Regions from separate parts of the Homo sapiens genome. Here all the other regions are linked to region 3. The links are chromatin loops, found by intact Hi-C in ENCODE. Cell type or tissue: PC-9. All regions are shown on one strand.

Region 1 (5,000 bases), 140 kb after region 3:
AGGAGGCTGAGGCAGAGAATTGCTTGAACCCGGGAGGCGGAGGTTGCAGTGAGCCGAGATCGTGCTCCGGCCTGGGCGACAGAGCGAGACTCACTCTCAAAAAAAGAAAAAAAAGCAATAGTAATATATGGATCCATATATTAAAACAATAAGTAATATATGGATCCGTATATATTAAGACAACAAGTAATATATGGATCAATAATTAAAACAAAGAATGGGATCAATGGACTATTAAAAACATGAACAAGGTGAGAGAGATGAGAGGGGAAAGGAAAGAGGGGAGAATATTCAAAACATGAACAAGGTGAGAGAGATGAGAGGGAAAAGGAAAGAGGAGAGAAAAAAGAGACTCTAGGACATACCAAGACAGACGTTTTGCCCTGAGCTACACCTGAATAAGAATTCACTAATTTCTTAAAAACGAGGAAATGAAATTTAATACTGGAACACTATATATTTCTTTTATATCATATGTATAGATTTATGCTTAGGTTAACAACTTAGTAAAGTGAATGTTGTTTCTCCCATATTGTGGATTAAGTCATTCTTAACTAATAATTTTGTGGTCTTTAAGGAGTCCCAGATCAAATCCATACCTGGGTCACTTGTTTGCAATAGGCATTATAAAAAATTATATTGAAGATTCTGTTGCTAAGCTAAGCAGTGCCCTCTGAAGATTGTTGCCTTGACAAGGATAATCACTCTTGGAGGAGTTAGACATTGCAGAGGTACTTGATGGGTGACCTGCATGGGCCCTTTCTCAGAGCCTTATTACCATGTATTTTTCCAAACACTTAGTAGAGATAAGAGTTGGCCTCATAAACCTTAGTTATATTCATTAGGTCCTAGGCCAGTTTATTCTTTCATTTAGGAAATAGGTATTGAGTATAGACTCTGCATCAGGGGCTTTACTGTGTAAAATGCTGGGAGACCATGAGAATACCTGTCAGTGTACAATTTTCAAAATGTTAAAAACATAATTCTCATGAAAAACACAGAGAGCAAATGTCAAAGTTGTATTTGAGTCATTCATGAGGGATTCATCAAGATAATCAAGCCGATTCAAAGAAAGATATGGGGTAAAAAAAATATATGCTATATATACATATATGAATACATATGTACATGTAGAAAAGGAGAGAGAGATAGAAGAAGAGAGTCAGTTTAACCAAAAAAGTGCTGGAATAAGATTTCTAAATTGGATTAAAAAACAGTCAATTTCTACAGTATAGTAAAATCATAACTTTGGGGGTAATAATTCTGTCTACTAGACAAAAATCATTTACATATTATCAGTTTCCTACAAGTTCAACCTTAACTTTACAGAGTCTGGCCCTTTATTAAGGTAAAAAGTACATCAAATGAAAACCAGTTGACCCATGGACAGGCTTATTACCCAATGCTCTATGACATGGACAGAACACGCAGTCATCCTTCTTTCCTTATTTCTAAGTTTTGGGTGATCTTTCTTCACATGATGAACAAAAGCAGAGTCTCTACGCTCACGGATCTATCACCTAGTCACATTATCATTGCATTACTGATTACGCAAATACATGGAGATTTCAACTGTGTTGAGAGTTGTGAAGGAGGGTACACAATGGTTATAAGTGTTTACAACAGGGATTTTTCTAAGCAGGGGATCAGGAAGGCACCAGTGAGGAAGGAGACACCAGAGGGGGAAACACTGGGGAACACTGGGCAGCAGTGAACCAGATGGGCCCTCATTTCTTCCCTACCCACACATCTCTCCATGGCTTTGAGCACCATGTATGTGACGATTTCTCTCACACGTACACATTTAGTCCTTTCTCTCCTCAAAACTTCAGACCTGAGAGTTCACTTGGATGGCACACAGGCATCTCACCTTGGCATGTTCAAAGCAGAATTCTCAGTCCTGCTCACACCAAACATCAACCCTTCTCATAGCCTTTCTGTTTTAGTAAGTGGCACCACCGTCCCTCCAATTGATCAAAACAAAGGTTTAGGAATTCTTTCCGATTTTCCTCTTTCCCTCACTCCCCCTACCCCAAAGCAGTTTGTCAGTTAACACTGCCTGCTCCTCCCTTATAGTATGCAAAATCCACCACTTTCACACCACTACCCAGGGCCAAGACATCAACATCCCCTCTCTCGTGAACTATTTCAGTGTTTCCACCAAGACTTCATTCTCCACTTAGCAGCCAAAAGGTAAATCTCAGCTAAAAGGTAAATCCTATCCTGTCGCTCTTCTAAAATCCCTCCAGTGGTAACTGGAATAAAATCTAAACTCCTCCCACTGACTCACACAGCCCTACGACACCCGACATTCATAACTTTTGACTCAACTGTTACTATTTCCACTCCCACCCCGAGCCCCACCCCTAACTCCACTCTGGTCACACAATCCTTCTTTCAGTTCTTCAAACATTCCATGCTTATTCCCAGCTAATGGCCTTTGAGCTTGTAGTTCTCTCTTTCTGACATATTTTTCCTTGTTACTTTTGTCTGTCTGTCTCCTTTCGTTATCCAGATCTCAAGCTTAAATATTACATCTTTAGAAAGGTCTTCCCTAACCACCCAATCCAACCTACACCTAGTTTCTCTCCATCAGATCTTTTGACTTTAATTCTCTGCATGATGTCATCATGAGCTGCTATTTCTTCTTGTTTACTTCCTCTTTTTTCTCTGTCTGCCCTTCCCAACCCAACCCCTCCATACATGTCTTGAATTTTAGTTGTAACTCCAGTGCCTACAACAGTGCCTAACACATAGCAGGTGCTAGAAAATAATTTTTGAATACATGAACAAGCAAAGAGGGAAAGGACAATCACTCAGACAAAAGGAGACAAAAGGAGCATAAAGGACTGAAAAAAAATATTCAGCGTAGTGAGAAGCTGGGAGCACAGAGAGTAGGAGGGAGCAGGGTGAAAAGGACAGCGGAGAGCAGAAGCCTCCAGCCCACGCAGCACTCGGAGGGATTTTAAGGAGTTTCATCTTCATCCAAATACTAATGAGAAGGCAGACACAGGGCTGAGAAAAGGATAATATGCTAGTGATCTTGAACTCAAACTGAAAGAGACTTAATAGGAAAAATAAGGCCACTGCTGTAGTGATGGGCCCCCGGGTAGTCAGAGCAGAAATGCACTGACCCACATCAGTTCATTTCTCTCCCCATGGCACACACAGTCATCATCACTTCCAGCCTCGCCACCATGAAGTGAACAACAGCCCGTGGAATGAACTTTCACTTCTTCAAGAGCATAATGCTGCTTTCCAACCCAGGCCCGCCCTGCATGCGGTTTCCTCTACATACAAAGCTCCTCCAACTTCCACATGCCTAGTTAACTCCTTTTTTCCCCTTCATTTCTCTGCTGAAACCTCATTTCCTCAGGAAAAGCCTTCTTGGACCCTCTCCCCGCACCATACTGTGTCAGGGCCCACTGTTATAGTTCCCTGAACTGTAACTCCAAGAAATTACCATTCTTTCTTTCACAGCAGGAATCAGTATCACATGCGGTTGAAAATGAAAGCTGTTAGACTGCGTAGCATCCCACATTTTCTACGTGGTAGCTGTGTAAACATAGGCAAATTATATAATCTCCTTGAAGACTTCAGTTTCATTATCTGTAAAATAGGAATAATAATAGTCCCTACTTCAAAAATTTTTTTTTTTTTTTTGAGACGGAGTTTCGCCTTTGTTGCCCAGGCAGGAGCGCAGTGGCGCGATCTTGACCCACAGCAACCTCCGCCTCCGGGTTCAAGAGATTCTCCTCCTCTCAGGGGAGGCCTTCCCATGCCCCGACAGTGCAGAGATGCCCGACTGTGCAGTCTGGGTTTGGTGGCTGCAGCTGTGCCCGAGGGGGTGGGGCTCCTTCCTGCTCTGTGGAGTGGGAGGCCCGAGTCTGCAGCCATGACTTGGGCTGTTGTGGCTGCACCTGGGGAATTCCCTCCCCATCAGCTCGGAAGTGTTGTGATTCCCACTTGTTGCCAGCTCCACGGAGTGTGCAGCCCTGGCTGAGCTTCGCTGTTGCAGCCAGCGTAATGGCAGCGGCTGCCCCAGATGGGCTGCAGGCGCCATCATTAGCACAGCCCTCTATGAAAAGCATTATGGCTATTTCTCAAAGAACTAAAAGTAAATCTACCATTCAATCCAGCAGTCCTACTACTGGGTATCTACCCAAAGGAAAAGAAGTAGTGATATTGAAAAGACACCTGCATGTATATGTTTATGGCAGCACAATTCACAATTGCAAAGATAATGGACCATCAATTGATAAGTGGATAATGAAAATGTGTTATATATACACCATGGAATACTACTCAGCCATAAAAAATAAACAAAATGATGTCTTTTGCAGCAACTTGGATGGAGTTAGAGGCTATCATTCTAAGTGAAGTAACTCAGAAATGGAAAACCAAATATATATTCTGACTTCTAAGTGGGAGCTAAGCTATGGGTACACAAAAGCATACAGAGAGGTATAATGGACACTGGATACTCAGAAGTGGGGCGAGTGAGCAGGGGTGAGGGATGAAAAATCACATATTGGGTACAATGTACACTCCTTGGTGACCAGTGCACTAAAATCTGACTTCACCACTATACAATTCATCCATATGACCAAAAACCACTTGTACCCCAAAAGCTGTTGAAATAACAAGATTATATGTATATGCGATTATATATATATAATTATATATATGTGTGTGTGTTCCTGGTTTATTTTATATATATAATTTATATATATACATATATATGTGTGTGTGTGTATATATGTGTATATATATAAAACCAGGAGAAATTCTAACTGGGCTAAATATATAAATATATATTTATAATTTCTTGTTTGTTTGTTTGAGACAGAGTCTCACTCTATCACCCAGGCTGGAGCGCAGTGGCGCCATCTTGGCTCACCGTAACCTCTGCCTCCTGGGTTCAAGCGATTCTCATGCCTCAGCCTCTTAACGTAGCTGGGTTTACAGGCATGTGCCATCCTACCCTGCTAATTTTTGTA
Region 2 (5,000 bases), 77 kb before region 3:
AGAAACCACTGCAGACGGTTTTAAAAACTAAGAAATTATTCCCAGGTATTAAATGAATTACTAATGGTTGGGAAGGTCCAAGGATCAGGTTCCTAGTTAAGTTTCTAAGAACAGCTCCCAGCCCCTAAGATCACTCTGCTTAGGAGAGCTGCTGATGTTACTGCCAGAAACCAAATCAGGAAGCTGCTAACTATAGAGCCACATCACTGCCATAACTTCTTGAAAGAAGACTTAGTGCAGGAGATTCTTAGCTGGACCTTGGTGAATTGGTAAGATTTGTGTGACATTAGACAGTCAAACTGTCTGAACCTTAGTTTGCTTATCTGGAATATTGGGATAATTTTACCTGCCATAACTACTTTATGAAGTTTCTATGCAGATTCAATGAGATAAAGTATGAAAGTGCTTTGAAATCAGTTAATCTCTCTCTGTATTTTTTTCTATTATTCAGTACCTGATAGACAGTAATCACCCAATAAATATTTGCTGAATTTAATGGAATAAAGTGTAATCCTCAAACTAAGATATTGACCTGAGAATGTACAATAATGCTGTGTACAAAAGGCTTCCTAACTGCATTCAAGTTGGTAGATGTCTATTGACTAGAAATGTGAAATAGGATAGGATTGTTAGAGGGGCCTCAAATATGGATGGTCTGGAAAACAGGCAAAGAAGCTTAGAATCCATAAATACCAAGCATAAGAGCTTTGGAGTCAGACAGATGTCAGTTTAAGCCCTGGCTCTGCCACTTCCTAGTTAGCTATTTAATCCCAGGCAAGTAATGTGTGTGTGTGTGTGTGTGTGTGTGTGCACACGCGTGCAGGTGTGTATAAACATACATATATGTATTTCAAACTGATATATATAATCAGTTGCTAGATGCTCTTCATTCTTTCTTTTTCTCATTTTCACAAAAGCTAAAAAATCCTAACAACACAGTGGCTTCCCAGGTCCATGAGAAGACTGGGTTATTTCCAGGAGGGGAGAGGCAAATATGAATTATAACTAAAGACAAGAAACACGATTAATGCCACAAATTGGGCTCAGACCCTGATCCTAGACTAGCATGAAGCAATGGACAGAATGAGAAGAAAAACAGGAGAAATACTGCAAAGAAGGATGCAAAGTGAAAAGGATGCAGCTGTGACTGAGCCGAGCGTGCCCTGAGGCAGCTGGGGTGAAGGCGTTGGATCATCCTTCTGCCTCATTTTCTCCATCCTCACAACCATCCTTTATCCTGGGTCTTCATCCATTCACCTTACTGTTTGAACCATTAGAGTGGGTTTCAAACTGTATTACACAGAGATGCACCCAAGATTCTTCCAACATTCTATTCCGTTTTCAAAAACTACCATTTTCTGGACTGTTAGAAGGTGAGAAAGCAGCTTAGTAGATGGAGACCCAGGCTTGCTACTCTTGTTTCAGCCAGAACAACAGCTTCATTTTTATTTCTGTTAACTATTGTGATTTCTCTTAAAATTTAATTATATTAGGAATTTCTGCTTTAATAGTGTTTGACTTCACATCAATCTGTTTCAACATTGCCATGGGCATCCCTGGCCTTTGACGCTCTTCTTTCCTGCACTCCACTCTAAATAAATCGAGCTAAATTCATTCTGGCTGGCCGCAGTGGCTCATACCTGTAATCCTAGCACTTTGGGAGGCCGAGGCAGGTGGATCACTTGAGGTCAGGAGTTCGAGACCAGCTTAGTCAACGTGGCAAAACCCCGTCTCTACTAAAAATGTAAAAATTAGCCAGGTGTGGTGGTGTGTTCCTGTAATGCCAGCTATTCAGGTGGCTGAGGCAGAAGAATTTATCGAACCTGGGAGACAGGTTGCTGTGAGCTGAGATCGCAGGACTGCACTCCAGCCTGGGTGACAGAGTGAGACCTTGTCTCAAAAAAAAATAAAATAAAATAAAAATCAATCAATCAATCATGCTAAATTCATTCTTCATTAAGTTGTCCTCTCCCTGCTCCAGATTGTCTGTTGACTTTTTATCATCCTCTGGACATGGGCTAAATCCTCAGCCAAGCCTCTGGGGAACTCTTCAATAAAAACAAAAGGAATGGCATAATGATGCCTTAAGCTATTGAGAATCCTTAGCACATGGCAGACACTCAATAAGTAAATGCCAACTTACTACAGTTGATTGCTCCTTAAGGGAGCCTTTGAATCCCCTCAACTCATGGAACAGTGCCTTGTACACAGGAAAGTACCTTGCAAATCAAGAGACACTCCCCCTTTCACAGCATAGTTCCTTTTGCTTAGCTAAGCTTCCAAGTTGGGGAAATGGCTTGGTGATGTTTAGGAAGGATCCTGAATTTCCATCTTCTGTAGGAAATGGTATGGCAATGTTTATAACATGCCTTCAACCTCTTTCTTTTGTTTTCTGGGAAAATACCTACCTCTGGCTGGCTTACAAATGTAAACGTGAGCCTACAAATGTAACTGCTAGAGCGACCTAACTGAATCCCTCTAGTCCTTCATCATTATACATGGTTCTTGGTGCCCCCTTGTGGCAATCTGTCATCATGCAGGGTTACCAAGATGAACATGACAGCCATCCTTTAGGGGATGCCTAACTCTGAGACAAATACCATGCTAGGCATTTTCAATGGATTAGCTCATTTACTCTCACCACAATCCCCTGAGGTAGCTACTATTAGTTTAATAACATGTGCTAAGTAACACAGCTAACAAGTGGCAGACTAGAGACTTGAATTCAGGCTGGTTACACTGGAGCTTGTGCTTTTCACTTCTATATTAGGTGCAAAGAGATATTATGGTGAATATATAAAGAGGAATTAAGAGGTGGGACTTCTGGGAGAATGGAATAACAAGTTTGGTGGACTCTTTCCCCAGCAAAACAACAATCGAATTAGAGAAAATTATTTAAAATATCCATCATTTAAAGTGTCTGGAAAGTGTTGTAAGGGCCATACAGCAAATAAGAAACATTAATTCAAGAAAATCTTTAAAATTTCAATCATAATAGCAAGAGTCTGTGGCATTTGAGCTGCGATTTGCCCATTAATCTTCTTCCTTATTATGGAAACTCTACCCAGTATATGAGCAGCCAAGACAGGGCTCCATCTCTCTCTACATCCTAGTTTGAGGCTATGGTTTCACCCTAAAAAAGACAGGATGCTAGTATTTCTCACTCCACTAAGCCCCAGTCTGCAGAAGTTCTGTTCCACATGAGTATGCCAAGAAGTGTCATCCAACCCCCAGTTATAAGGTGGAAGCTCTGCTGTAGGCACAGCAAGTCAAGAATACTGGAGGACTGATTTCCTACACCTCAGTTCACTTGCAAGTGAGAGGTTACATGCTGGGAGAGGTAAGATGAGAAGATAAGGGGTCTCCACACTCCCCAACCCCAGTACCTAGTCATGGAGCAGGGATGTCACTCTGGGGAAAGAGGATCTCTGTTCCAGCTTCAGTGCAGTGGCACAGGTGCTCTACCTAGTGGGAAAGGCAGGCCACAAAGAGCAAAACACCATAGCTCTGCCTGAGGAGACTGACTTTATTTGGAACAAAGGGTGAACTCCATACGTAAGAGCATTCTTAAAAATAATGGTAATCTTGTTGGGAGAGCAATGAAGAGGCAGCTGGTATGTGCGTATACAAACAAAATAGCAGAGTATTCAGAAGTTTAATAGGGAGACCACGGAAAGAGACAGCCAAGAAGAGCCCTTCTATGCATACAGTCAAGTCCAATCAGAAAGGCTGTGCTAGGCTGCACTCACTTGGGAAAAATCAGAGCAGGATGTGGGGCAGATTTCATAGCATTTCTCAAGTCACCCACAGGCCCATCAACATAGGGTGGAAATTTTATTGGTAAAAAGGGCATAAGCACAACTTCTGATTAACAACTGACTGAACAATATGTTATTCTGGCGCAGGAGTGACTCCAAGACAGCCAAGCTTAAAAATAAAATCATAGTCATCCCTGAAAGTCTGGAAGACTATGTGCATACCCAAGGCTGCATCCTCCAAGAAGCAATCAGAGAGAGAACCACCAGGCTGCTAGTTCCTAGGTGAACACGGGAGAAAAGTAGTAAGCTCCCTGAACTGTGATAAGAGCCTCCACATCACACATATCATTTCCGACAGTAAAGGGTAAAAAAACCTAACAGACTAAGGACACTGAGGCATAACCTTTGACTAGTAAATGGCTTATGCTGACCTAGAGAAAACCCCTATCTAGCCAGGCTAAAAGATAAAAATAAGGGGGCCAGGTTTGGTGGCTCATGCCTGTAATCCCAGCACTTTGGGAGGCGAAGTGGCAGGGCGGGGGCGGCAGATCCCCTGAAGTCAGGAGTTCGAGACCAGCCTGGCCAACATGGTGAAACACCATCTCTACAAAAGCACAAAAATTAGCTGGGCATGATGGCGAGTGGCTGTAATCCCAGCTACTCGGGAGGCTGAGCTGGAAGAATCACTTGAACATGGGAAGCAGAAGTTGCAATGAGCCAAGATCGTGCCATTGCACTCCAGCCTGGGCGAGAAAGAGTGAGACTCTGTCAGGAAAAAAAAAAAAAAAAAGATAAGAATAAGGGAAAAAAATCTAAGCAGGGACATTAGAAGCTGCACACTGCAATAGACTTTGAAGAACTACTTAAGCTTAGCTATTAAACAAATGACGAAGGAAACAACAAGCCCCAGAGAATCAGCATTCAGAATTGCTATGATATGTGATCTAAAATGTCCAGTTTTCAGTAAAAAGTTGTGAGACATTAAAAGAAACAGGGAAATATGACCCATAAAAGCAGGCAACAGAAACAGCCTTAGAGAAGGCCCAGATGTTGAACTTAGCAGACAAAGACTTCAAAGTAGTTATTATAAATAAGTTCTAAGAAAACATGCATAAAAATAAAGGTATGAGAAGACTTCAAAAAGTTCATGGAAAGTGGAAGCAACAAACAGTAAAAATAAGAAATATAAATTTTATTTCCCAACATAAATTCCATCAAGGTCAAAACAATTTTGTAAGTGAT
Region 3 (5,000 bases):
ACTCAGGAGTATCTTTCTCAAGGACCTGAAAACTATTCCTTTGAAATATAATCAGGAAGAATAGGGCCTGGGAGTCCCAGTCTCTGCGGGAGGATAGAATCCTGACTTCCATAATTGCCAGCTAGCAGATGCAGCCAGCCTAATCACATTTACCCTGACTAACCCTTGGTCATTTTTCACTTTCCCTGACTCTGCCTGAGCTGCAGTTGCTCACACTTCCTCCTCCCTTATTTTCCCTTTAAAATGCCCAGTTACCTTTGCACAAATCAGAAGGCAGCCCAACTCTTTCCTTACTGTCAGTAGTTGAATAAAATCTGCTTTCACCTCTTTAACTAATATCTAGCTTTGTTTATCTAAGACAAGTCATAAACCAGGTCTATTCATCTAATAATTTTGACATTGGCTTTATCATCCTTATTTTGAAGAGGAGGAAATTGATCCACCAAGAAATTAACTTGCCCAGTGTCACATTTGTAGTTCATTAGTACTTGAGTCACAGAATTACATAATTATTGAACTGCAAGAAACCTTAGGATTCATCTTGTTCAGCCTTTTCATTTTATGGAGGATTCTGAGGATGACAAATTTAAATTTACAACTCTTACCTGTTGTAAGAGTCAGAATTGGACATCTGGGTAGGGTTGCCAGATTTAGCAAATAAAAATATAGGATTCCCTTTAAGTTTGAATTTCAGTTATCAGCAAATAATTTTTTAGTATAATTCTGCCCCATGCAATATTGGTTGTTTATTCATTATTTATCTAGAGTTCAAATTTAACTTGGGGCTGGATGTGGTAGCTGATGCCAGTAATCCCAGCACTTTGGGAGGCTGAGGCAGGAGGACTGCTTGAGCCCAGGAGTTCAGGACCAGCCTGGAAAACATGGCAAGACCTCGTCGTTACAAAAACAGAAGGGAAGGGAGGGGAGGGCAGGGGGAGGGGGAGGGGGAGGGGAGGGGAAGGGCAGGAGAGGGGAAGGGCAGGGGAGGGGAAGGGGAGGGGAGGGGAAGGGGAGGGGAGGGAAGGGGAAGGGGAGTGGAGGGGGAGCGGGGAGGGAGAAGGGAAGGGAAGGGAAGGGAAGGGAAGGGAAGGGAAGGGAAGGGAAGGGAAGGGAAGGGAAGGGAAGGGAAGGGAAGGGAATTAGCCAGGCATGGTGGCCCAGGCCTGTAGTCCCAGCTACTTGGGAAGCTGAGGCAGGAGGAGCACTTGAGCCCAGGAGGTTGAGGCTGCAGTGAGCTGTGTTCATGCTACTGCATTCCAGCCTAGACAACAGAGCAAAGAAAAAAAAAAAGAAAAAAGAAAAAAATATATATATATAAAAGAAAATATATATATATACACACATATATACTCAGCATTCTGTATTTTATCTGGCAATCCTACCCCAGGGCTTTTAACTTGCCGGGGTCCTTCCCATTCCATAATCTAACAAAGCAAGCTTCAAATATCTTATCATTTATTTGTGGGAAATTGTGGTCATGTCTGCAAGAGTTACAAGACAGGAAGACTATGATTTAGTGATATTGTGGTTTTGATGAGACATAAGACCTTTCTGAAGTTGGGGACAACCCAATATAAGTAATATTTATGAAGGCAGCATAGTTCATTTACAAACTGTCAAAAGACAAAATTACAACAAATTTAAAGATCTTAATTGGCTTTTGTTTGCCATTCTAGAGTTGGGCAACACCTCATTCCATAAAATTGAATGAGTGTTCCTATGAGCTGAGCAGGGGAGGTTAGCTTCTCGGCAAGGGCTGAGGAAAGCCCCAACAGAGAACAAAGAGTAGATTGGTGTTCAAAGTTGCTTTTCTTGTAAAGGTTAAGGCAGAGCAGGCTTCCTAAAACTCGCCTGTTTGGGGAGATGGCTATTATCTCTTGATTTCTTGGTAGGTCAGATAAACAACTCAGTTCCGACATGGTAGCACAGAACATTAGCACGAGTGACTCCATTTTGGTTTGGCCTGGTGGATCTAGTGCAGGGGGAGCTCAGTCCAAACCAATGGCCTCCTGTGAATTTTATTCAGCAAAATAAATCTACAACAAAACTCAATTAAATGTAACATCTCTGTGTCCTGTAAATTTAACTGTATCAGAGAATCACACTGTCTGGGCACTCAAGCTAATAACTATCTGTCCCATCTCTTTGTTGCCAAGTAAGCTTCTCCCCAAAACAAACAAGAGACTCGCTGGCAGGAATCACAGTCCTTGTTGTTGGGGGTGGGAGGTCATCTAGGTCCAAGTGGGCAGAAAAGGTAAAGTCTGGTGAAGCACAAAGACACAGGAAGACTGTGAGCCAAGACTATGGAGAACAGCCCAGGAGAATGTTTCTGTTGATGAGTAAACAGAGGCTTGGACAAGGTAGATCTGTCTTACTGATAAAGGGACTGGTGCTTCCAGAGTTGACTCATTAGTGAGAACAAAGGAATGCGGGTATTTTCTGGCAATACCTGTAACTTTGTAAACAGAGATGTGAGAGAGGGCAATGCCAGCGTGATAGGTAGCATTACTTTTTTCTTTACTGACTGGCTTACCACCACCGATAACAGTCACGGTTTACACACAAGCCCGAAGGAATGCTAAGCTTAAAAAAAAAAAAAGTTCCACGTTTGCATGGCCTTTCCACTGAGCCTCAGTCACAACTTTTGGCTGGAGGCAGATGGCAGGTCTAATGTTTTGTTATTGGTTCTTCCCTCCCCTGACACTCATTTTATAAATGAAGCTGCTGAAGTCCAAACACATTAAGGACCAGTTCAAAGTTTCTCCGTTTTAATAACTTGGCAGTGCTAGAGCTCCAATAAGGTCTTCTCACTCATGATCTGCAAAGTGGGAGCTGGCCTGACTTGAGGACTGAGCAATGAGTGTGACTTCTGAGTCCACACTGAACATGGAGACACAGGCTTTTAACAATATACACCAGGTTCTTTTTATGCTCCACTTATTTAGCTAGTGCAAAGGTCAGTTTATCATAAGCAGTGAGGGTTACAAAATCCTAAGGCAGGAAATGTGATGTTGCCAAGCCGCAGGAATTTTATAGCTATGGGGAAATGGGGTTGTCCTGTGTCTTTCTGTGGCTGCCTCATGGCTGTGTAATCTTTCATGTATGTTTCTCCCTTTGCTCCTACCCCATAGTTGTTTTTACGTCTGTAGACTGACTTCCTTTGCTTACTCCTTGGCTTGTCAGTGCCCCATCTTTGAGTCCTTGAGACATTTCACCTTGACTTGCCCTGCCCCGGGGAAACATGTTTTAGTATAGTGGTTAAGAGCATAGACTCTGGAGATAGGTTGCTGGAGTTTGACTATCGATTTAAAACTTCACTTCTCTGTTTTCCACTTTTCTCACCTGTAAAATGGGGGAGGCCGGGCACAGTGGCTCACACCTGTAATCTCAACACTTTGGGAGGCTGAGGCAGGCGGATCACTTGAGGTCAGGAGTTCAAGACCAGCCTGGCCAAAATGGTGAAACCCTGTCTCTACTGAAAATACAAAAACTAACCAGGTGTGGTGGTGCCCGTCTGTAGCTCCTGCTACACGGGAGTCTGAGGCAGGAGAATCGCTTGAACCTGGGAGGCAAAGGTTGCAGTGAGCCAAGATGGTGCCACTGCACTCCAACCTGGGCAACAGAACAAGAATCCGTCTCAAAAAATAAGAATAAAAAATAAAATAAAATGGGGGTAATAACAGCCTCATCTTCACAGTAGTGTGAGGAGTAAAGATATTGTCCTTAAGTACATTGAGCACGTACTATGTGCCACACAGTGACTGGCACATAGTATACACTCAATAAATACAGTTGTTCTTGTTGTTGTTAGTATTGCAACAATTTTAGAGTTTATAGCTCCTACTTGAGTATTTTTAAGTCCTAACTTGAAATCTTAGTGGAGAGAGACAGTGGCTGAGCTCATCTTGTCTCATGAGGCTGTAGGGTAGGTAGGCTTTGACTCAAGATGGAGTGGGGACTGCAGTGGAACAAAGACAGATGATTCATTCACCACTTCATCGGGGGTTGTGGGTAGGAGGCAGATCTTCTAGAAGAGGGGGTGGCTAGCATCTAAAATATGCCTAATACTCAGTATGTGCTAGAATTTGTTCTCAGACATTCAATATCTAATTTTAATAAGTGCTCAAAGCCCCTGGGTTATAGCATCTGCTCTTTCTTGCCCCACTTAAGCTGGATAGGGAACTCTTCCCAATCTTCATTCCAATTAAGTGCTTTCTTACATCCCAGAGAGTCCCATAACCAGCCCACATTTATCAAATGCCTATAGTGTATAAGGCAGCATGGCCTGCACTGTGCATATTGTGGGGGCAGTGACGGTGGGAGCCAGTCACAGGAGGAGAAATAGAGATGAATAAGAAACAAATTCTCTTTCAAGGCACTTAAAATCTGGAGGAATTTACAAAATAACTCTATACCAAGGAAGTGTATGAAAAGTATGGTAATGAAAGTATCAAGTATATAAAGTGTTAAGGTATCACAGAGAGGGATAGACATATTTTATCTACTGGGGTTTTAAAGAAAGTCTTCATAGAGAAAGTCACTTGGCTTGGATGGTAAAGGATGAGAAGATACCAACCAGCAAAGACGAGTGAAAAATATATTGCATACAGACTGGGTGAATACTATGAGTAAGCTTTCAGAGATGGGGACATATCATGCCCACTGGGACCACAGCAGATGGTCTGATTTTGTTCAAGTGTAGGTTATTGACTTAATGGGGAAGAGTGTATTATGTGTGTTGAAACATTGGCATTGTCATGAAGGATTCTGATACCAAGCTAAAGAGTTGGCGTCTAATTTTCTAAACAAGGAGAACCTATGAAAGGAGGAAGGGTGGGTTGCGATGTCTCCCGCCTGTAATCCCAGCACTTTGGGAGGCCAAGGCGAGCAGATCATGAGGTCAGGAGATCGAGACCATCCTGGCTAACACAGTGAAACCCCATCTCTACTAAAAATACAAAAAAAATTACCCGGGCATGGTGGCGGGCACCCGTAGTCCC

Evidence for each region. Hi-C counts contacts between places; a loop is a spot of excess contacts. Peaks named below come from ENCODE experiments on the same cell type or tissue, not always from the same donor. Only the 100,000 strongest peaks of a DNase experiment are listed, where the experiment ranks them.
Region 1: it touches region 3 in a loop (17-fold over the local background); 4 of 110 quality-filtered maps call a loop at or near these places.
Region 2: a loop joins it to region 3, with 5 times the contacts of the local background. A loop is called at or near these places in 5 of 110 quality-filtered maps.

Annotation. Positions count from the first base shown.
Region 1 is chr17:55,573,988-55,578,987 of GRCh38, forward strand. No RefSeq gene overlaps it. Among named protein-coding and RNA genes, the nearest start is that of SMIM36, 65 kb to the left of the region's middle. RefSeq lists enhancers at 2,027-3,226, 2,906-2,975. In PC-9, no CTCF peak of the experiment used is centred here; a DNase peak (open chromatin) is centred at 2,324; H3K27ac peaks cover 719 bases.
Region 2 is chr17:55,354,400-55,359,399 of GRCh38, forward strand. No RefSeq gene overlaps it. Among named protein-coding and RNA genes, the nearest start is that of MMD, 65 kb to the right of the region's middle. In PC-9, CTCF peaks have their summits at 2,513 (motif pointing left) and 2,716; a DNase peak (open chromatin) is centred at 2,542.
Region 3 is chr17:55,430,940-55,435,939 of GRCh38, forward strand. No RefSeq gene overlaps it. Among named protein-coding and RNA genes, the nearest start is that of MMD, 12 kb to the left of the region's middle. RefSeq lists a silencer at 1,376-1,576. In PC-9, no CTCF peak of the experiment used is centred here; DNase peaks (open chromatin) are centred at 1,612, 2,432 and 3,012; H3K4me3 peaks cover 455 bases; H3K27ac peaks cover 2,487 bases.